Linked DNA regions of Homo sapiens: all the other regions are linked to region 1. A link is a loop called in an ENCODE intact Hi-C map of the cell type or tissue named here. Cell type or tissue: B cell. All regions are shown on one strand. Each heading gives the region's core, and the rest is flanking DNA. Links, peaks and the distances in the headings are about the cores only. Region 1 overlaps RASSF5 (Ras association domain family member 5). Region 2 holds the start of RASSF5 (Ras association domain family member 5). Region 3 holds the start of LOC124904496 (a long non-coding RNA gene).

Region 1 (7,096 bases), core at 3,017-5,516:
AATGTGTAACTTTCATTCAGTAACTTTAGTAGACCGTCTTATTCAATGTTGTTCTCACTAGACTGTATATTATTAGAAGGTAGGGACTGTGTCTTATTCATGCCCAAACTCAGACACTCAGTCTAGTGCTTGCCTGAAGAAAGTGCTCAGTAAGGCTGGGCGCGGTGGCTCACACCTGTAATCCCAGCACTTTGGGAGGCCGAGGCAGGCAGATCACGAGGTCAGGAGATCGAGACCATCCTGGATAACACAGTGAAACCCTGTCTCTACTAAAATACAAAAAATTAGCCGGGTGTGGTGGCGGGCGCCTGTAGTCCCAGCTACTCAGGAGGCAGAGGCAGGAGAATGGCGTGAACCTGGGAGGTGGAGCTTGCAGTGAGATGAGATCGCGCCACTGCACTCCAGCCTGGGTGACAGAGAAAGACACTGTCAAAAAAAACAAAAAACAAGAAAAGGGCTCAGTAAATATTTGCTAAGTGAAAGAAAGAATAAGCAAGTAGAACTTGATACATAGTAATTATTCAATAATTTTTTGTTGAAATCTGAATGGAAGTTGTTATGGTACCATGATCAGATCTTCATCTCAGAAGGGTAACTGTGGCAATAAAAAGGTAGGGGGTTTGGAGGAGGCAGAGATAGAAACATGGGGAACTCTTGGAAGGCTTTGCACTAATCTCAGTTAATGGCACTCATCAAGACAGGAAATACTACGGGAGGAAAAGAAGGAGCAGGTAGCGGACAAGGGAGGGAATAACAAACTCAATCTTGACCCTGTTAAGAGTGAAACTCCAATAGGAAGGGCTGGGTACTCAGTGAGCTGTTACAGGTACCCACCTGGAGATACCTGGGAGAGAAAGAATTATGAGCCCTGAGTCTGTTAGGTGTGGTTGATACCAGTGGCATAGGTGAGACTTACCCCCCAAGGAGAGCAGGGGTACACAGGGGGAGAAGAGAAGACCCCAGGAAGCTGAAAGGAAGACGGGGGCATAGTCAGATGGAGAAAGTGGTTCCTAACTTGTTTGTAATGGACTATAATTTCAGGCATGTGGTTATTATGAGAGTAATCACAGAGGTAAACCATGAGGCCGCAGAGTATAGAGTTCAAGGACTTGGGTTCTGGAGTCAGACCCAGCGGAATTGATATCTGGCTCCACCATTAACTAACAGTGTGGATATGTGCAAGTAACTTCACTTGCCTTAACCTCCTTTTGCTTTCTGTAAAATATAGATAATAACTGTAGCTTCCTCATAGGTTTGTTGTAGGGCTTAAATGAAATTATGAACAAATTATTAGTACAGTGCCTGCACATACTAGCTAACGGTGATTTCAAAATATGTCTCAGGGGTGCGGTGGCACCTTGCCCTGGTTTTCAGCCTCTCTATATGCCACTACATCTGATCATAAGGTCATAAGGCCCTAAATCTGATCTCCACTGCTGCTACCCTTCAACTGGATAGTTGAGGAAACCTGATGTCCATAGTTGCTCAAGATACCATATCAAGCTGGAGTTGGAGCTGGGACTAGAATACAAGCTCCTGACTTCCAGTCCTGTATCACAGCTTTTCTGGTACATGCAGAACTACAGGGTGGATCTTACAAGAGGATCTGGCCACATGACAGGATTGTATCTGAGAAAGGAAAAAAGCTTAAAATAATGTCTTTCATCATCTAACACTTTGAGTTAGGAAAGTGGCCCATTCATCATTTCAATGGGGCTTTCTGAACCCCAGCACGACGCCATGGATTTAGGGCTCTGGCTGCTACAGCTTTAGATCCAGCCTCCTCTTCCTAAGTCCAGGGACAAGAATAGCCAGTTCCCATCCTTTGTGCGATCACATCTCAGGGCCTTAAAGGCTCTTGCTCAGACTCTTCCATGCCCCCTCCCTCTTACCCTGGCCAAGCTATCACTATTATTGATTATTCATAGGGAAGAGGTCCAGAGGTTCAGACAGGGCCATTAGATGCTTCAGGGAGTCCTGTCTTCCTTCCTTTGAGACCCTGGGGCTTCAGTCTGGATTTTTCCTCCTGGAGGCTGGCCAACTTTGGTATATTATATATGATCTTTGTATATTTCTTCTAGTCCTAAAGTCCCTGCCAGCACAGTCTCTGTTTTGCTGACTTCTTACACATGGCTTTCTTCCCAACCTAGATTCACTGACAGCTGGGACAGGGTAGGGAAAGAGACATTAACTAGAAGTCAAGAGGCTTTGAAAGTAATGAGCTGTGATGGAACAAGTTACTTCCCTCAGTTTCCTTATCTATAAAATGGGCATAGTACCTGCTCTTAGGATAAAAGAGTAGCCTGGGGGAAATAATGGATGTTAAAAAGGTTTGAAAGACCCTATTCAGATGTCAGATTTTCATAAGGTTTGGAATGGCAGGGAGCAGTACCCTAAAAGAACACAGTGTCCCTGAGAACTTTCCTAACCAGGTCTGGCATCTGGTGTGCTGCTTCTAAGGAGAGATTCATGCTGACTCCTGGGGTACCTTGGCTTGGTGTTTGAATAGGTTGTTATTAGCTGTATGTGAAGGTTGCATTGCAGAGCTTCCCGGCATGAATCCAAGGACACAGTGTGGCCACAGAGAATCTGGGGCCTGTTTTTTTTTTCTTAAGTATTAGATTCCCACTGAGCAAGGAGGTTCTTTTTATGAAGAAAAGCATGTTTCTTAGCTGGCTGGACAAAGCAGGTGAGCTGTTATTGATGGCCCAAGGATCACAGGAAACCACCTCTCTGGGGGAAACCCCCCAAACAGCCTCTAAAATTTGAAAAAAAGATTGCTCCAGACAAAGCCAGAACCTACTTTCACCCCCATTAATGTGAGATCTTCCCCTGCAAACACCCGGTAGCTCACCCCAGCCCCGGGTGCTGACCGTCTCCCTCCTCTTATCTGCCTGCCAGAGAAGACAGCTACTGGTATTGACAGTTCTCCTGCACCGAGGGCGGCCAGCCGGCTGGGGTGCTGACTCTCAGCTCTCTTGTTTTTGTGCCTGCCAGGCACTCGCAGGCTTCTGGGAAGAAGACTGTGTGGGAGGATGAAGCCAAATTGGGCTGCAGTTTGAAACCTTCCCGAGCACTGACGGATTTGGCTTAGGTGGGAGAGGGAGAGGGTTTCTCATGAAGGTAGCCAGAGCTTAAGATGGAGTTGGCAGCTTGGTGTCCGGGGGGCTGAGTCTAGTCCTCCACCCAGCTTATGTTTCCCCAGGACTGGATTGTTTCAGAACTGTAGGAAAAGCTACACAGATTTGGAGAGAGACCTGATAACCCCTCTCAGCCACAGTCCAGGGCCCTCCGGGGTCCATGAGCCATCAGACTCCATGAACATGGTAGCAAAGCCAGGCCTCTGAAGGCAGTTTCCCTGCCGGGACTCCAGCCCCCACTGTATTTAAAGATGGCAAAGTGCCCACCCAAATAGCCTCATCATTGCTGAGGGTCTGTACATGACAGTGACTGGGGCGTAGGCAGCTGCACACACCAGGGCTGAGTCCCAGCACACGTGTTCTACCTGTGTGACTCCGAGCCTTACTTTTCTCATCTGTACACAGTCTCTGTCTCAAGGCTATTGGAATGAGTCAATGATAGAGTGCACGTAAATCACTTGCACAGAGAGTTGTTCAAACAATGGTAGCTAGAACTGCTATTGATCTATTGTGGGGTAATTGTCTTAACTGCTTTGAAGGATTCAGCCCTATGTGTTCCTTTGTCCAGTCAGATGGGAAAATATAAATGAGCCCTTCTCAATGTTAGGAATGACAAGATCAGGCCAAGACCCCTCTTTCTCAGACTATCCGGAAGATACACAGATGACCTGGACAGTGTCTGCAGGCTCCTGTGTATCCTGAGGCTTCCTGAGGGCCAAGTTCTATGGGTGGGAAGGCAGCTTGCTCTCTAGGTTGCCATAACTCTGCATCTGATTTGCATGTGTTTGTGGTGACCCTGCAGTTTCTTCTGGCATTTCCAACTTAAAATATTGCTGTTTCCCCAGGCAGGGCAGATATTGATTTTTTTCTTCTCTAACCATTCCGATTGACCCGGCTCCCCCACCCAGCGAATGGGGGAGGGAGGGGGTGGGGGTGAGGAAGTGGATGGGGGAGAAGGGAGGAGGGATGGTGTTGCCCTTATAGCTAGCACCTTTTACTCCGTGGAACCTGAGTCACCGGGGCTGATGAGAATGGGCTCTTTCCAGAAGCAAGTGCATGATGAAGAAAGAACAGAGGGAATGTTCCCCCTCGGGTCCATCCTGGTCCCTTCTTTCCCTGCATCCCTTATATGACCTGCAGTTCCCTGAGTCCACTTGCCACCGGGGGCGGGTGGCACCCAGGCGGCGGGGAGGCGGGGGAGGGGCGCAGTGACAGCCGAGCCGGCTTTGAGGAACCTTGCAGAGGAAGTGGCTTCAGAACTGCTTTACGCGAGGGGCAGGAAAGGCGCGGGAGGCGGGGGAGGTGCGGAGATGGCGCTCTGCACGGCGGCGGAGGGAGGGCGCTGGCGCCGGGGACACGAAACCGCAGAGCCCGGACGAGTCAGGGAGTGAGGCGCGAGCCGGGCGCCCGGGGCTCTGCAGGCGCAGGCGGCGCGGGGACAGGAGCAGGTTACCGGGCCGCCCGAGCGCTCGCACCCCGCTGAAAGAAACGCAGGCGGCCCGCCGGCTCTGCCTGGTCCGCTACCCGACCAGCTCCCGGCTCGGGGCTCAGAGCTAGGGGCTTACGCCAAGCGGAGCCCGGGGAGGGGTGCCCACCTCCCTCCGCCGCATCCCAAGCCCGGCCCCCTTGATGCGCTGGCGGCCTCGGCCGGGAACTCCGGGGTAGATGACCGTGGACAGCAGCATGAGCAGTGGGTACTGCAGCCTGGACGAGGAACTGGAAGACTGCTTCTTCACTGCTAAGACTACCTTTTTCAGAAATGCGCAGAGCAAACATCTTTCAAAGGTAAACATAATAATGGAATGCAGGAGCCTTTCGTGGGGGGAAATAACCTCTGTGGTCAATCTAGAAGGGAAACCTTGCTCCCAGCAAAGGGACAAAGCCACATGTCAGGAAAGTGGCCAGGCAGTTGCCCTGAGGGCTGAGCATCGTATCTGGAGCCCTTCAGGGACCTGCACTATTCAGTTGGTCAGCCCTCCTCACAGCGGTTCCATCCACAGATCTCTTCAAAATGGCTCTCCAGAATGTGGGGGCTGCCCCTGGCTGGTAGATTGGCTGCAGGTTCACCTGTGCCTGAGTGCACGGTCTCATAACCGCACCCCCTCCCCAAATCCTAGCTTAGAAGTTCTAGGTGGAAACTGAATGCCACCCAATCCCACAATAAGATAAACATTCATCAGTTGATAAACATTCATAAACACACATTCATCGGTTGGGACTTCCGTATTTGAAGTGGCCAGAAACCACCTTAAGTCGTAATCCAGCAACTTTGCAGAAGTCCAGGGTGTTTTTAGAAGCAGACGAAAACTTCTGGCCTAGGCTGCTGTCATGCTACCACTTTAACTTCCTGGGTCGGTTTGGGTAACCTGAAGGGGCTTGCGTGTGTTTCCTGATGGCATGACTTGTATTTCCTAAAGGTGTCCGCCTCTAGACACCCAGCAAGCCTGGGTGCCCTGGCCACTCTCCTAGTTGGCTGCAGGCCTCGTGTCTGTCAGTATCTTGGTGGGAGTGGAGGTAAAGCTGAGTTTGTTTATTTGTTTTGCTACTTAGATGAGAGGGCTCCAAGCCAGGTCCTTAGAGAGGTTACCTAGAAGGGGCTGGTTTATAGACAGAAGTGAGCTGTTATATTTCGCAGGTGTGTGGCAGGCTCATCATTAATTCAGCAGTGCTACACCAATTCAAATTAACCAAAAACTTCCCCAGGCCTGACTCTGAGGCCTCCTTTGTTAATAATTCATCTTGCCTGTAGGCTCTGCCTTTCCTGGATTCTGAAGTCAGGCAAATATACTGTACCTTCCAATTGTGAGAAGAGGCCCAAGAACCAAAGAAGAGATTGTGATTTTATGTTTGAAGGAGTCAACTAAAATAGGCCCCTGTAACTAGCACCTGTTTTCCAGGGCACCACTCATGAGGCTGGAGAGCAGGGGATGTTCCAGAGGGTGAGGGGCAAAGGGACAGGCGTCCCTTTCCCTGGCTGTAGGTGGGGCTCCTGCAGAACACCGTGGCTGCAGAGGGGAGGTGTCCCACCCTCCCGTGGGGTTCTTGCCGCGTGGTATAAGTCCCCCAAATCCCCACAGATACTCCAGCTAGCTAGGTATTTAGACCAGTGGTTATCAATCTTAGCTACACACTGGATTCACAGGAAGCTTTAGAAAATACTGGTGATACCTGGTTCCCATGCCCAGAGCACCTGATTTAAATGGCCTGGGGTACAGCCTGGGCATCAGGATTTTGAAAAGCCCCCCAGGTAATTCTGATATACAGTTGAGGTTTTGAACTATTTCTCTAGAGTGTTTTGTTGCTGCCTGGGAAGGAAATGGTTCCTGTTTTTAAACCAAAGTTTAGGTGCTGTGCCTGCCTCTCACTGCCAGCTAGGCTGCAAGCCCTCAGTTTCAGAGGGTGAGATTTTTGCATAATTAGGTGAGGAAGAGGCACTGCAAAGATGGGGTTTCTTTTACTTGGCAGTGGAAAAGATAACCGTTTCTGATATTTCTTGGGAGGAATAGAAATATCCTATAAGAAAATACACTGGGATGGGGTTGGTGTGGGGGATGGCTTGCTCCATGGCCTGAACAGCCATCTCTCTCCCTTCTTCCCCCCAGTTCTCCTTCCTCACCTGCCTCCAGAAAATACACCTTTGGTTTGGTCCCTGCAGAAACACTTCCTGTACTTTGTGTCTTGAATCCACCTTGTATCTTGAGGCCTCTGTATATCTTCCTGTGTCATTTTGCTGGAGTCTGTAAGCCCTCAGAAGACAGGAATCCCTTCTAAGAAACTCCTTTTACTGAACCCCAGAGAGGGTGATCAGGGATAAATGCTTCAGGGTGGTGGGCACGGCCCCTCTTATCCTTACGGGAAGCATCTTGACTGGATATTCAGGTCAGGGACAGTGTTCCTCAGCACGAGGCTGGCCTTCAGCACAGAACTCTCCAGGGAGGGGCAGGGCTGGGTGAGCA
Region 2 (7,096 bases), core at 1,815-4,314, 51 kb before region 1:
CAGAAAGGTCTTTCCTGACTACTCAATCTAATAGAGTAGCCTCTATCACCTTCATCCCCTTAATGTGCTTGATTTTTCATCAAAGTGCTTACAACCTGATATCATATTACTCTTGTGTCTGTTTATTGTCTGGCTCTTTCACTAAATGCAAGCTTCATGAACATATCCATTTCACTGTTGTACCTTTAGTGCCTAGAACAGTGCTTGATACATAGTGGATATCAGAGAATTACTCATTAAATGAATGAATAACTGCTCTATGCCCTTGAAGATTGCACTGGCCATTAGCGCTGATTGCCAAATATTTCCAGCCCTTTCCCCTTCTGAGCACAAGGTAGAATTTTACATCTGCTCCTGTTTGTAGAGTGGGGTCATATGACTAGTTCTGGCCAATAAGCTGTGAGCAAAAGTGACTGGAGCTTTTAAATGCTGATGTGGGATCCTCCAGGCTCTCTCAATCTCCCTTTGGCACAGTGACTGGCAATATTAGACATGGTGAGTCTGATGAGAAGAGAGCACCTGCCAACCTGCAAAAGGCATGTAATGTGAGCGAGAAAGGAGTCTGTTATTTCAGGGCACTCAGCTGTGGAGCTTATTACTACAGCATAACCTAACTTGTCCTGACTCTTACAGTGATTCCATGTAGACAGTTGTGCAACTGTCAGAATCCCTGGGAGTTCCCTGAAAGCTTCGGGGATTTCAGGCGACTTCAGACGCCTCAAAGTCAAACAAAACCAAAAATGTCCCCTTCAGGAAGTCAGGCCATGTTCTGTCCTTCCGTTTTCCTTCTTACTAGGGAACTTGGGGAGGGAGGCTGGGCGGCAGCAGTTAAACAACTCACCCAATGGGAAAACCAGCACGCTCTGGGACCACCTCTGAAGTGATCTCACACCCTGACCACACACTCTAAACTCACTGTCATAATCCTTCCCCTTGGTCAAAAATAAAAGCAGCACACCCACTCTGCTGGGAGTGAGTCACAAACAGAAAAAAGTCAATGGGTCTGAGCCAAGAGGATCTACTAACAAGGGGAAAGATCTCCCAGTGGAGGTGTTTCAGCGGATGCTGCGGTCTTACCCTTGTAGCCTGGATGACCAGACAGATCAAAAAAAATGTTAAAGTCCAGGCATCTGACACTACCCCAGCAATGTCCTGAGCTTATAATGAGACTAGAGTTTCTTTAGCACTTCTTCCCTGGGGAAGAAGGAATACTCTGCTGTTCATGTGGGGTGTGTGTGTGTGTGTGTGTGTGTGTGTGTGTGCATGGGAGCAAGAAAGAAGTCTATGTGTGTGTCGTGGGTTGGTGGGGAAATGCTATTTCAAGGAAGAAGGGGACTGGGCTGGGAAAACTGGCATCAGAGGAGACATGCCCCAGCCAGGGAGCCTCACATTGAGGTTAAGAAGGGCAACTGCCCGCCCCAACTCTAATTTCTTGGCTCAAGGAGATGAACTTTAAGATAAACTTTATGATAAATTTTTTGATTGGTTACATGGAGTTATATGATTAATATCTCCATTTTCATCTCTTTTCCCACCCCAGAAGCCAAATATAGGGCTCTGGCCCTGCACAATCTCCTCCCACATTCATGCTAAGAGCAGCCACTGCCACTCCACCAAATCAGAGCTGCAGGAGGAAAACAAAAACTAGAGCATTTTTCTGTACAGCCCAGACAACTGGGGAAGAGTTTTATGCCTGATGGTTTCAGATAGCCCTCAGTTTCCCGTGGCCAGAGATGACGCTCCTCCTCATGAGTCTCTCTATCCAGGAAATCTGGGCTGGGCTGCCCAAACCATGCTTTGAGGCTGCAGGGAAGGACAGAGATGGAGACTGTTAGCAATTATTTCACAAATGGCTTTTCAAAGCCGATCTTCCAGGGATGCACTTGTTGTCAGATCCCTGCTGCTTCTTGCCCCACCAGGCTGTCACTCAGAGCTCAAGCTGTTTCCATGCCCAGGACCTCACCCACCCACTGCACTCCAGGAAGGGGATGAGTCTCAAGTGTGTGGAGATGGGTAACAGAGTGTGGACACAGCAAATATTTATATGGAATACAGATTTCTGCAACAACCCCAAGAGAACTGCTTGCAGAAAAAGTGGGAGATTAAAATAAGAGACCACAAGGGCAAATTGTATTTTCCCTTTTACACCTTCAGCAGAAAGTATTCAGGAATAGCCCTCATTGGGCTTTTATCTGTCAGGTCCACTGAAGTACACTTGTCCTGGGGAGAAGGAACAGAGAAGCCCATTCTCAGAATCACCACCTCAGACCTAGAGCAATGGTTTTCCAAGTTGGGTCCCTGGATCAATAGCATCAACACCTGGGAACTTGCTCAAAATGAGCCATCTCAAACCCCAGCCCCAGACCTATAGATTCTGAAACTTTGGGGATGAAGCCCAATAATCTTAACAAGCCCTCCAGATGACTGTGATGCATACCAAGGTTTGAAAACCACTGATGTAGCAAAAGCAAGGTTAGGAGAGGGAAGAGGAAAGGTAGAGGAGGGGTGGGGCAGAGGCGGTGGCCTGTGGCTTACACCCCTCATCGGAGCTCCTCTGTTTGGTAGCACTGTGGGGTTGACTGTCCCATGGGTCATTCCTCAGAAACCACCTCATAGGGTGAGCTCCCGCCTCTGGTGAGCCCCCAGAGCCCCAGGAACCTCTCTTCTGCTACAGATTTGGGAGGCAGAGGACTATGATTACCGTGAGGGAGAAGCCATGGAGCAAAGCTGGCTGGGAATTCCCTGGCCACTGGACTCTGGAAATCTTAGGAATTACCTAAAAATTACCTCCAAGGGAAAAACAAAAAGCAAAAGTGAAGATTCCCCTACGAAGCACTAGGGGGAGACCCATCTCTGGCCTGGGAAGAGAAGGGAGAGACCAGGTCCAGAAGAATTTAGACTATTCTTCTAAAAAATGACCACCGCTAGACGGACCAAACCGAACCTGTGTTTTAAGAGGAAAGCTGTGATCACTGAGTCATAATGACGGAGCTGGAGAGTGCCACGTTAACAACCACCTGTCTCCCCACCTCCAGCCCAATGTACAGTTAACAATACTGGGGCTAGAGAGGGCCAGGGCCCAGGCCCAGGTTCAGAGATCCAGGAGTCCTCCTTATCCATAAGATGGGCCTGTTTCCATGGGCAAAGGTGCCTGTCAGGAACAACTACATAATTTGTGGGAACCAGTGCAAAAAGAAAACGCCTGGCCCTTTGTTCAAAAAGTAAGACTTTCAAGATGGTGACCGCAGAGCGTTAAACCAGACAAGGGTCCATGAAGGCTTGAAGCAAGCCTTCACGGGGGAAAGTGCCGGGAGAAAGGAGATCTCTCTTTGGGTCCCATGAGTGAACCATCCATACCAGGTTCCACTTAGGGCATTTAGGGGAACTGGTATCTCCACAGTAATTACTAGAGCAGCTCTGGGGAACGGAGGGTTGGCTAAGGAAGAAAAGCTCCCCCAACCCTTGGGGCGAGGGAGCGTTCTCTCAATGGAGCCCCCCCAACTCCCCTCCACCCCCCACCAGTCTTCCAGGAAAGAGGAATACCCTACCCGGCAGGGCTGCGAAGGAAGGGGAAATCCAACCAGAGCGAAAGTCGCACGCGGACAGCTCTGCCAGCCCTTGGAGGCATCCGGCGGTCACCCACGGGACAAAGCGCGGCTGCGGGAGCGCGCGCGGGGCATTCCGGACCCGCGTCGAGCTCCGCTCTAGAGGGGGCGGCGGGCGGCGACAAGCCGGAGAGAGGAAGGGCCAAGGAGCACGGCCCTCCTGTCGGCACCATCAGCGGGAGAGTGGCGAGCGGACGCCTAGACGGAGGGGCCCTACTCAGACCCCATCGAGCCAGTTCCCAAGCTTTTCCCTCCGACCTGCTCCCTCCCGGGGCGCGTGAGGGTGCGGGTCGGGGGTGAACCTGGTGTTGGGGAAAGTGATTGGCAAGGGAAAGAGGCAGGGCTGAAGGCCTAGGGCCCCCCGCAGAAATGCGCCCTCTGAGCTGTACTGTACAGAGGCGCTCCTCTGCGGAATCCTGCAGCTGCTCCAGGTGAAGACGCCCCCAAATCCACACTCGCGCAGACGTCGCCTGGCACGGACCCTACCCCCTTCGGTCCGTCGGCGGTTCTCTTGGGTCGTCCTTCCTGCCACTCCGACTCTCCCCGCCCCCGCCCCGCCCAGCAGGCTGCGGTTCCTTTAAAGGCGCGCTGGTGTGGGGCGGCCCCTTCTCTCGGGGCTGGCTCGGGAGTAGCGCAGTCGCCAAAGCCGCCGCTGCCAAAGCTGCCGCCACTAGCCGGGCATGGCCATGGCGTCCCCGGCCATCGGGCAGCGCCCGTACCCGCTACTATTGGACCCCGAGCCGCCGCGCTATCTACAGAGCCTGAGCGGCCCCGAGCTACCGCCGCCGCCCCCCGACCGGTCCTCGCGCCTCTGTGTCCCGGCGCCCCTCTCCACTGCGCCCGGGGCGCGCGAGGGGCGCAGCGCCCGGAGGGCTGCCCGGGGGAACCTGGAGCCCCCGCCCCGGGCCTCCCGACCCGCTCGCCCGCTCCGGCCTGGTCTGCAGCAGAGACTGCGGCGGCGGCCTGGAGCGCCCCGACCCCGCGACGTGCGGAGCATCTTCGAGCAGCCGCAGGATCCCAGAGTCCCGGCGGAGCGAGGCGAGGGGCACTGCTTCGCCGAGTTGGTGCTGCCGGGCGGCCCCGGCTGGTGTGACCTGTGCGGACGAGAGGTGCTGCGGCAGGCGCTGCGCTGCACTAGTAAGTGTGAAGGCAGGGGAGGGGCGTGCGGGGAGACCGCAGTCTGGGGGCGAAGGACTGGGAGGGCCCTGGGGCAGGGAGAGAGGGGCCATTACACTCTTTGGCTCCAGGGGAGCCCCGAACATAAGGAGATAACAACCCCTGGGGACAGTCCGCTCCTTAGTTCCCTGCCCGGTATCCTTTAGTGCCTGCCCACTACCTAGGTATGGTTATGCGGTAGTTAACAGATACCTGTCTCCTGACAGGTGCGTGCCTTGGCCCTCCACACACACACACACACACACACACACACACACTCGCACACAGGTTGTGGGGGGTGGGTGGGTGATGGCCTCGGCGGCCTCTGTCATCTCCCTGTGCACCCTCATGGTTTTGTTGTGAGTTCTTGGGAGTGGGTTGTGAGACTGCTGTTGAGATGACCGTTTGACCCTTGCTTATTAGGGTTACTGACAAAACGCTTGTTTGTCCGCCCATGGTACAGGCTCAGACCTCTCCTCCAGGGGGACGTATTGGGACAGGGAGGAGACCTTGTTAGATTTTGGATAAAGGCAGGCTGTGAGGCTGAAGAGAGCCTGAAGTCACCCTGAACCCGTGCCCCCTCCTGCCTTTCACCTCTGGCCCCTCAAACCTTTGGACTCTGCTCCAATGTTTGGCTGTGCCCTGCCTCCTCCCCTTCCTCCTCCTGGGTTCCTGCCCTAGTCGTCATGCTCTAACATTACTCAGCTCCTGACAGGGTCCCTTCCTCTCCACAGCCCTCAGGCCCCTCCAGTCACCTCCTGAGCCAGGCGCTTCTCAAAGCCAGAAAACACTGGGCCCCCAGTGTATAGATTTTCTGAGCCAATCTTCAGTCTCCTTGGGGGTTTATTATTTTTCTCCTCCTACAGTTAGGGGTGTGTATGCCTTTAATAGGTGTCCACCCTCCACCCCCACCCCGGCATTTGCTCTTGCGTGTTTATCAGAGGATATCCACAGCCATGTGTTCATGTGTTTACATGGATATTTCAAATATCTGAAGCCCAAAGCACAGACAATGGCACAGCCTCTAACAAGCATCTCTGGAAATGGATTGTGGTTTGCATCTTTCAGCAAAGGCCCTTCCCCTATGGCAGCAGCCTCACGTCTCCCATCCAACTGCAGCGTTGGACAGCAGCAGTGATTTCCACATCAGGAAAACCCTACCCTTTTTCTGCCTGCAGTCTGCAGCGGAGGCTGTTCAATGTGCTGCCCGCTGCAGCTGGCTGCAGGGAAATAGAACTCAGACACTAAGCCTGGGTCAAGTGGAAGGGAAAGATTGGAAGGGCAAGTGGGTGCTGCTCTTTCCTCCACCAGAACCCCCAGTTCAGGTGCTAATTAAGAAGGAAGGAGTAAAGGTTTGTAGAGGTACATGTTGTGGGTAGAGGGGCTGCTGTCCCTTGGTAAATGCCTTTGACTACAGTAGAATCAAATGCAACTTATCCTTGGATGTGTTGGCAGCTTTTGCACTTTCAAGATTCCCTTACTGCATCCAACAACCCTACACACAGGGAGAGAGGCAGGAGCCTCACTGAAATGGGTTTTATCATAGCTGGAATCCCAGGAAATCTGCTTCGTTGGCATTCTAGTTTGTAGTTAGACTTTGGGGGACTGTATCACTTGTTGAAGATTTTGCACATAGTTTTGTGATTTTCTTTTTTTTTTTTGGTTTGGTGATAATGGTGCGTTTGTGTGTATTTGCGTGTGCCTGTGTGTGATACTCCATGACTAAATGAATTGATCCTTACGTCACATCAGAATTGTCGATCTCCTTTGATTAAGTCATACGTCGTTTCTAGTGGCAGGAAGATCTAGGCCCCCGGGCAGTACCTCTGACTTTGTGTGTGACTTGGTGAGGTCTTTTTACTTTCCTGGGCGCTCATGGTCCCCCACAGAGTTGGTTTAATGCTAACGATGTCTGAACACTGGAGAGAAAGCAAAACTGGAATCGAGGGGCTACAGAAAGGAGTCTCTGTTTGTCATGATTAATATTTAACTAATTGTGAACCTATGGCTGGATGGCAAAAGTTGAGAAATGTTCTGATGTGCAGATGAGGGCTGGCAGGTGGAGACACAGCAGGCCAAACTCGCTGAGCATCTTTCTTTAAGTTGAAGGTCTGATTCCATGGTGAGGTTGCTTTGTTTTATCTTCATTTTGAAAAGCAAGTGTCAGAAATAGGACTTTAAAAAAAATCATACTATGCAGTAGTTAAGAGTACAGACTGGAACCAGAGCCCTGGGTTTGAATCCTGACTACCACTTAGTCCCCACGTGAGTCCTGGACATCTCTGTGTTCTGCTTCTTTGTTTAAAAAAAATAGGATAATGATATTACCTACTTCA
Region 3 (7,096 bases), core at 2,121-4,620, 120 kb after region 1:
TGACCTGGGCCTCTAAGCATGGGCAAGAATTCTCCAGGTGGAGGAGGAAAACCACATAGGAGAAAGGCTTAACGAAAAAAGGAACGGAGAGAGACAAGAAACTGCATGGCCTGTTTAGAGGCAGCAGGTGGTTAGCACCAGCAAGAAGATAGGGTTTGTAGGGGAGGGTGTCAAGTTGTAAGGCTAGAGGCAGATTTAAGGGCTAGAAATTCCTCTCAGGCTTTGGACTCTGGTCAATAGGGAGCTATTGGTAATGTATGTGAAAGTGTTGTGCAAACTTCAATACAGTTTATAAGTATAAGAATTTAGAATACAAAGGAGAGAAATGTTTTTAAAGAAACAAAGTGTGGCTGGGCATGGTGTCTCATGCCTGTAATCCCAGCATTTTGGGAGGCCAAGGCAGGCAGATCATTTGAGGTCAGGAATTTGAGACCAGCCTGGCCAACGTGGTGAAACCCTGTCTGTACTAAAGATACAAAAATTAGCCTGGTGTGGTTGCATGCGCCTGTAATCCCAGTTACTTGGGAGGCTGAGGCACAAGATAGAGAATCGCTTGAACCCGGGAGGCGGAAGTTGCAGTGAGCTGAGATCATGCCACTGCACTCCAGCCTGGGCAACAGAGCAAGACTCAGTCTCAAAAAAAGAAACAAAAGTACTAAGATCAATGCACAATGCCTGCTGTGTATTACACAATATGGAAGTAGTGTCTGGCATTCATCTAGGAGAATCTTGGGTACCCATGGTGCTGGCACTGCCCCATTCCCTCCCTGTCAGCTCCCAAATACAAGGCTAACCAAATAGCACAGAGGGCCTGCCCCTGTTGACCTCCCTGGGTCAGGAGGGCTCCTGTTGTCCATTAAGTGGGACAATCATGAAGCCATCACAATTCCCTGCAGCCTCAACCTTTTAGGCTCAAGCAATCCTCCCACCTCAGCCACCTGAGTAGCTGGGACTACAGGCTCCTGCCACCATCCCCAGCTATTTTTTTTTTTTTTGTAGAAACAAGGTCTTGCTTTTTTGCCCAGACTGGTCTTGAACTCCTGGTCTCAAGTGATCCTCTTGCCTTGGCCTCCCAAAGTGCTGAGATAATAGGCATGAGCCACTGCACCCAGTGTACACTCTCGTGGTACAATAAATGTGCACCAGAAGTTCTGAGAGCCTAGTTTGTCTTTTTCTTTTTTTTTTCTTTGAGATGGAGTCTCACTCTGTCGCCAGGGCTGAAGTGCAATGGTGTGATCTCCACTCACTGCAACCTCCGTCTCCTGGGTTCAAGTGATTTCTCCTGCCTCAGCCTCCCTAGTAGTTGAGACTACAGGCACACACCACCACGCCCAGCTAATTTTTGTATGTTTTGTAGAGACAGTTTTTTTGCCATGTTGGCCATGCTGGCCTCAAACTCCTGATCTCAAGTGGTCCACCTGCCTCAGCCTCCCAAAGTGCTGAGATTACAGGCGTGAGCCACTGCACCTGGGTTAAGAGCCTAGTTTTTAAAGTCACACACCTACCTGTCTATATGATGGTGTAGAGGTGGTCTTTGGAGGAAAGGGACAGATTGATCTGTACATGTCCCTTTTGTCTCTACAATGTTGTAGTTTTCACCACTTCATAAGCAATGTGGGAGGAAAAATTAGGTCCTACTTCGATCTGTCATGGAATGAACAAAAACAAAACAAAATATAGTGTGTATATATATATATATATAGTGTATATATATATATAAGTGTATATATAGTGTGTATATATATATAGTGTGTGTATATATAGTGTGTGTGTATATATGTATATACAATACACGTATGCTACATAAATTATCTCACATATACCTCAAATATTTAGGTACTTCCTCAAAAGTTTACAAATGCTAAGATTCCAAACCCATTAATGCTCAAATGACTCTATTCATTGCCTTTAACTGTCTGTCTTAGTGGTAGGGACAGTCTCTGGAAGTTCTGAGTAAGTTGCAGTTGCAGACTGTCTCCTTCTCCTGAGCCATGCACACAGGCTGGGATGGCTTCCCCAGGTCGGCCTGGCAGGTGTCAGCTAGCTGGACCACTTTTAAGAGCATTTAGGAACATAGGCTTTGACACATGTGGAAACAGATCTTCCCCATCTAGTTGTGTGATGACTGGCTGTTATTTAACCTTTCTGAGCCACGTTTTCACTGATCAAAATACCGGAAATACTACTACTTAGAGCATTGTTGAGAAGATTGAATGAGATGGTTAGTATGAAAGTACCTGCTGCATAGTAACTGCTCACATTTATAGAGGCCAAGTACTATGTGCCAGAAACCATTGAAAATGTTACTCCTGTATTTAATCTAGGGAATATTATTCCATCCTTCATTATACAAACAGTACAATGAAGTGCAGTTAAGTATAGTAGTGAATAATGAGGTGGGATTAGAACCCAGGATTTGATTCCACCATGCTCTACTGCCTCAAAGTTAAGTTCTCATGTGAAGCTATGGATCATTATACCCTTAGGAAATCTCTACCCATTCCACATATACATGTGTATGTCTCTCCCCTACCTTTTCTACCCTTCCACTTCCATTTACTTATCTTAAGCAAGGGAGAAAAATCCAGGCATCACCAGGTCACCAGGTAAGAACCTGATGATCCTTTTGGTTGACCCACCTTGATTGTGTTCCTAGATAGTTCCCCCTTTCCTCTCCTCCTTTCCCAATCATTGTCCAGGCTGTTACTCATCTAAGTAGCAACTGATATGCCAGATATAAGCTAGGTTGGAGGGCAATGCTTTTAATACAAGGACAACAGCCTTGGAAGCCTTCTTGAATACAGGTGGATATTTGCCTCTCTTCCCTACATTTCCCATTGTAAACTGTGGATTTAGCATTAGACATCCTGGCCAGGTGTGGTGGCTCACGCCTGTAATCCCAGCACTTTAGGAGACCAAGGCGGGCGGATCACCTGAGGTCAGGAGTTCGAGAACAGCCTGATCAACATGGTGAAACCCCGTCTCTACTAAAAATACAAAAATTAGCCAGGTGTAGTGGCAGTTGCCTGTAATCCCAGCTACTCGGGAGGCTGAGCCAGGAGAATTGCTTGAACTCGGGAGACGGAGGTTGCAGTGAGCCAAGATCGTGTCATTGCACTCCAGCCTGGGCAACAAAGCAAGACTCCATCTCAAAAAAAAAAAAAAAAAAGAATTAGGCATACTGTAGTCCTAATTACTCTCATTTGTAGTCCCTTTGGACCATATTATGTCTGTTGATGTGCAGAGGTGAAGTTTCTGTTCCCCTTTGGGTACTTCCTTCTTTCTCTTTCTATTCGCATTCTTTGCCACTGCCCCAGCTGTTCCCTGCCGTGGCATTAAACTATCAAAGGATGAAGTGCAGATGAGGGCACGGAGGGCACCAAGGGCACCGTGGGTGGGGGAAGGATTTTTCCCCTCTGGGATGTCTTAACTAGGGCATTACCAATGGCACTTGCTATGGGTAGAATTCCTTTCTGTGAGGCAGCCGTTAACACCTTCAGAAAGAGCTAAGATAGAAGGGATGATAGAGGCCATCCTGACCAATATTTTGAGGTCATTTTCTGGGTCAGAAATTTTTGTGACTGAGTCTTATGTATATATATCTGTCACTTTTGCTTTGGGGGAATTTCTCATTTTATCACAGAAATACTAGCCTATGACATGAAGACTATTTCTCTCTGGCTCTAAGCCATTTTTCTTTCCAAGAGTGGGTTTTTAGTGGACAGAGCTTCTTCTGTAAATCATGCTCCTTCTTGCAATATTTTGTTTGCGGTACTAGCAGTGGATACAAAGGCTGCTTTATCTGTGTTCATGCGCAGATCCGCCAGCCTGTGGATGATCCTCACTCATCAAGAGAGTGTTAGCTGAAAATTTCCAAGAGATCCACCTCCATAAATTTCCACCCTCTGTCACTCATTCATAATGCCACGTCATAGTAAAACAGGAAACTTTTACTCCATGATGGTGTGAAGGCTGTGTGGGGGAATCTTGAAGAAAAAGATTGTCACAATGTATCCTATCATATAACCCAGTCATGCAAATTAACATAGACCTATATTCTGTAACAGATTAGGCCAAGATGGAAGGAAATTGAGGTGTGGAAAATTTATGTTGCTCTAAAATGGAAAGAATAGCCCATACCTCTTCAGGCAATTCCTGCCCAGAAATAGCAGATATCATATTTCTGACATTAAGAAGGATATGTGAGTATATGTCTGCTCAGGATCTATAGTAAGGACCATGAGCATGGACTTTGGGTCAGAAAGATTTGGGTCCTGTCCTTCGCTAGTGGAATGACTCTGAGAAAGTTATTTAATTTCTCTGGGACTCAGTTTTCTTGTTTATACAACAGATAAGTGAGGATAACAGTACAGACCTCATAGGGCTGTGTAAGAGTAGGATAAGGTTTGGCTGTGAATGATAGAAAACCTAGACCATCAGTCACTTCAACAAGAAGGCCATTTATTGTTCTTTCATATAAAAGTCTGGGTAGGTGGCTCATTGCTGATATGATGGATCCAGGTTCACCAGTATACAGACTCTTTCTGTCCTTTTGTTCTGTCTTCCTCAACCTGTAACCTCCAATTCACCATCCAAGATGGCTACAGCTGTGAAATTTTTATTCCAGTCAGCAGGAAAGAAAAAAGAGAAGGAGAAGAAGAAGGACATACTTCTTTCCATAAACCACTTCCACTTACAAGTCATTGGTTATAACTTAATCTTATGAATGTAACCGGCTATAGTGGAGGCTGCTCAAGTGGGAAATGTAATTTTTATTCCAGGCAGTCTTGTGCTTAGCTAAATATGGGGTGCTCTTTACTATCAAAGAGAGGAAAAAAAGGTGTTAGCCCACCCAACTAGCAATCTCAGCCACGGATCATCATGAGATTTAAATGAGACAATGCAGGTAGAGGGTTGAGCACAGTGTTGGGCACTCAGGAAGCACTCAAAAAACATTGTCATCGTCATCATCATCATCATCATCAACATCATCATCACCATCATCATGAGAAGGTGAGGAATACTTTGAAACTGTGACAAGGCATTTTCTTATTTTAACCTGGTCTTGCTGCTAACATCACCCTTGGCCACCTCCCTTTTAAGGTGATTTGAGTTTCATCTTTTATGATACCTTTGAACATGCCTTCATGAAACAAAACTATATAAAAAGGAAAGCAAGGGAAAGGTGAACATAGGACTCAGGATGATGGGGTCTTGGGCCATGAAAATGGAGGGGTTGGGGGAGTGTGTGTGGAGGAATCATCTAGTTAGATGTAAATTATTGTCGAAGTTCTAGTTTTTATTTTGGGTAGTGGATTCACAGGTGCTTACTGCATTATTAAAAATAATTATTAACTAACAATAAAAGTGGAGCTGCATGGATCAATGATCCAATGACGAGAGTGTGTCATGAATCAAGGATTATAATTAATCCATTTCTATGTACCTGAGGTCCTTAAATTGTCTTTGTGTGTACTATATTGCATGGCATATGTGTTTGCATGTTAATAGTAGATAAAAATAGTACTTTCTATTTGCATAGACTTTCAAGTTTTAAAGCGCTTTTACACATCCATAAAAACTGTTTATTAAGTAGTTCATTACAGATGGCTAAGAGCCTGGTGTTACACAAATAGGACTTTGGACTGCTTCCTGTAGGAAAGTTTTTATTTTATCCTTGCACAAGCCCTACAAAGTAGGCAAGGCAGATGTTATTGTCACTATTTTGCAGATGAGAAGGAAGGAACTGAGAGAGCAAGGGGCTCTCATGAGGTTACATAGCGAGTCAGTATCAGAATGGAACTTAAGACTCAGGATCTCTTGGCCAGTGCTTCTGCATTTAGCACATCTTACTCCTCAATTATTCATCCACTAGGCGTTTATTCTGTTACATGGCACATTGTGCTCATGTGTTGTGTTCATATATGTGTGTGTTTTCTGGTGCTGTGTGTGCAGTTCATATAATCTCTATCCACTATGTATGTACCCTCAGAGTCCCTGTGTGCCCCCTAGGCCTATTTGGCTCTTGCAGCTCCGGGAGGACTCTCAGGTGGGAATTCAGTTGTCCTGTTATTCCTAGATCATTGGGCCTCACCATCTCCCTGGAGCTCCAGCTAGGTAGGAAAGCAGCTTTGATATCAGGAATAGATCCGTAGGCCATGAGCACAGAGCAGAGGAGCAAGCCAGCAATGTCTAAATAATGGTGATATTTAATATTTCATGATAATGTATAGTTTATGCTTTAGGATGTGTTCTCATAATTACTATTTCATTTTATTCTCTCTCAGCCCCGAAAGTAGATTTTGTTGTTTTTTTCTTTTCTTTTTCAGATGCTGAGAGATGTTACATGTCTTGCTCAAGGTAACCCAGTTGGAGGACAGTCTTGGCTTCAGCTCATTTGTCTCTAGATCCTGTCATCTTACCACTGTGCCTTGCTGCCTCTGAAAAGGCAGAAGGAAGTTATTCTCTTTCTAGCTTTGTGGAGAAAAGCAGGTGATACCTCAACACCAAGCCATAGGGAGCTTCCAGTGACTCTGCAAAGAAAAAAAAGACCAACTCAGACTCCAGAGCAGCCCCACCAGAGCCTGAGCAGTTGGAGCCTTCCACCTTCCCACCCCTGCGTTCCTCTTGTCCTTGGGCATCTCCTGTGTGTGCTTCGGGGAGGTGATAGCAGTGCTATAGAAGTAGTGGAGTGAAGATGTTTTCCTATCCCCGTGGCCTTAGATAGTGTCTTTGTCTTTGAAGAGTCAGGGGCATCTGGGGAGCTGTCTAACCGTATCTATCCTGTAGACTCGGGAGGAAGCTGCTGGCTGCTGTAGACAGAAGAGAATCCCTGTGCTTCGGGCTCCTAGGAAGGTGTCTGCCATCCTCTCTGTGCCACTGTTATCTGTCTTCTTCCCCATCAGATAACACCATCCACCGCTGCAGGGCTGAGCACGGCACCTTGTACATGGAGCTAAGCAGATGCTGCTTGAGAAGAGCATATGTTTGTGTCGGGGGAAACATGTCTCTCCTTGGTCCACAGAGCCCTACCTGCCCCAGGAAAGGACAGTGTTGGGAGGGTAACTCCCACCCCTCACTCCTCCCCCTCATTCCT

Evidence for each region. Hi-C counts contacts between places; a loop is a spot of excess contacts. Peaks named below come from ENCODE experiments on the same cell type or tissue, not always from the same donor. Only the 100,000 strongest peaks of a DNase experiment are listed, where the experiment ranks them.
Region 2: a loop joins it to region 1, with 4 times the contacts of the local background. A loop is called at or near these places in 52 of 110 quality-filtered maps.
Region 3: it touches region 1 in a loop (2.9-fold over the local background); 13 of 110 quality-filtered maps call a loop at or near these places.

What each region holds. Positions count from the first base shown.
Region 1 is chr1:206,552,769-206,559,864 of GRCh38, forward strand. All of the region lies in intron 2 of RASSF5 (Ras association domain family member 5), which reads left to right. LOC124904494 (a long non-coding RNA gene) reads left to right here and starts at 5,600. Exons shown (of 2, transcript XR_007066831.1): 1 at 5,600-7,096. RefSeq lists silencers at 4,263-4,332, 4,353-4,692 and enhancers at 4,717-5,217, 4,843-5,092. In B cell, for the core only: no CTCF peak of the experiment used is centred there; DNase peaks (open chromatin) are centred at 4,413 and 5,423; H3K4me3 peaks cover 1,819 bases; H3K27ac peaks cover 2,077 bases.
Region 2 is chr1:206,503,318-206,510,413 of GRCh38, forward strand. It overlaps RASSF5 (Ras association domain family member 5), which reads left to right and starts at 4,214. Exons shown (of 6, transcript NM_182663.4): 1 at 4,214-4,742. The coding sequence starts at 4,286. LOC124904493 (a long non-coding RNA gene) reads right to left here and starts at 4,090. Exons shown (of 2, transcript XR_007066830.1): 1 at 3,549-4,090; 2 at 102-1,803. RefSeq lists enhancers at 1,103-1,152, 1,183-1,232 and silencers at 3,830-3,879, 4,130-4,489, 4,530-4,619. In B cell, for the core only: a CTCF peak has its summit at 2,878; DNase peaks (open chromatin) are centred at 3,694 and 4,174; H3K4me3 peaks cover 1,045 bases; H3K27me3 peaks cover 813 bases.
Region 3 is chr1:206,676,578-206,683,673 of GRCh38, forward strand. LOC124904496 (a long non-coding RNA gene) reads left to right here and starts at 3,264. Exons shown (of 3, transcript XR_007066834.1): 1 at 3,264-4,010; 2 at 4,598-5,013; 3 at 6,330-6,411. LOC124904495 (a long non-coding RNA gene) reads right to left here. Exons shown (of 3, transcript XR_007066833.1): 2 at 6,774-6,966; 3 at 5,563-6,533. RefSeq lists a silencer at 3,687-3,981. In B cell, for the core only: no CTCF peak of the experiment used is centred there; DNase peaks (open chromatin) are centred at 2,794 and 3,294; H3K27me3 peaks cover 399 bases.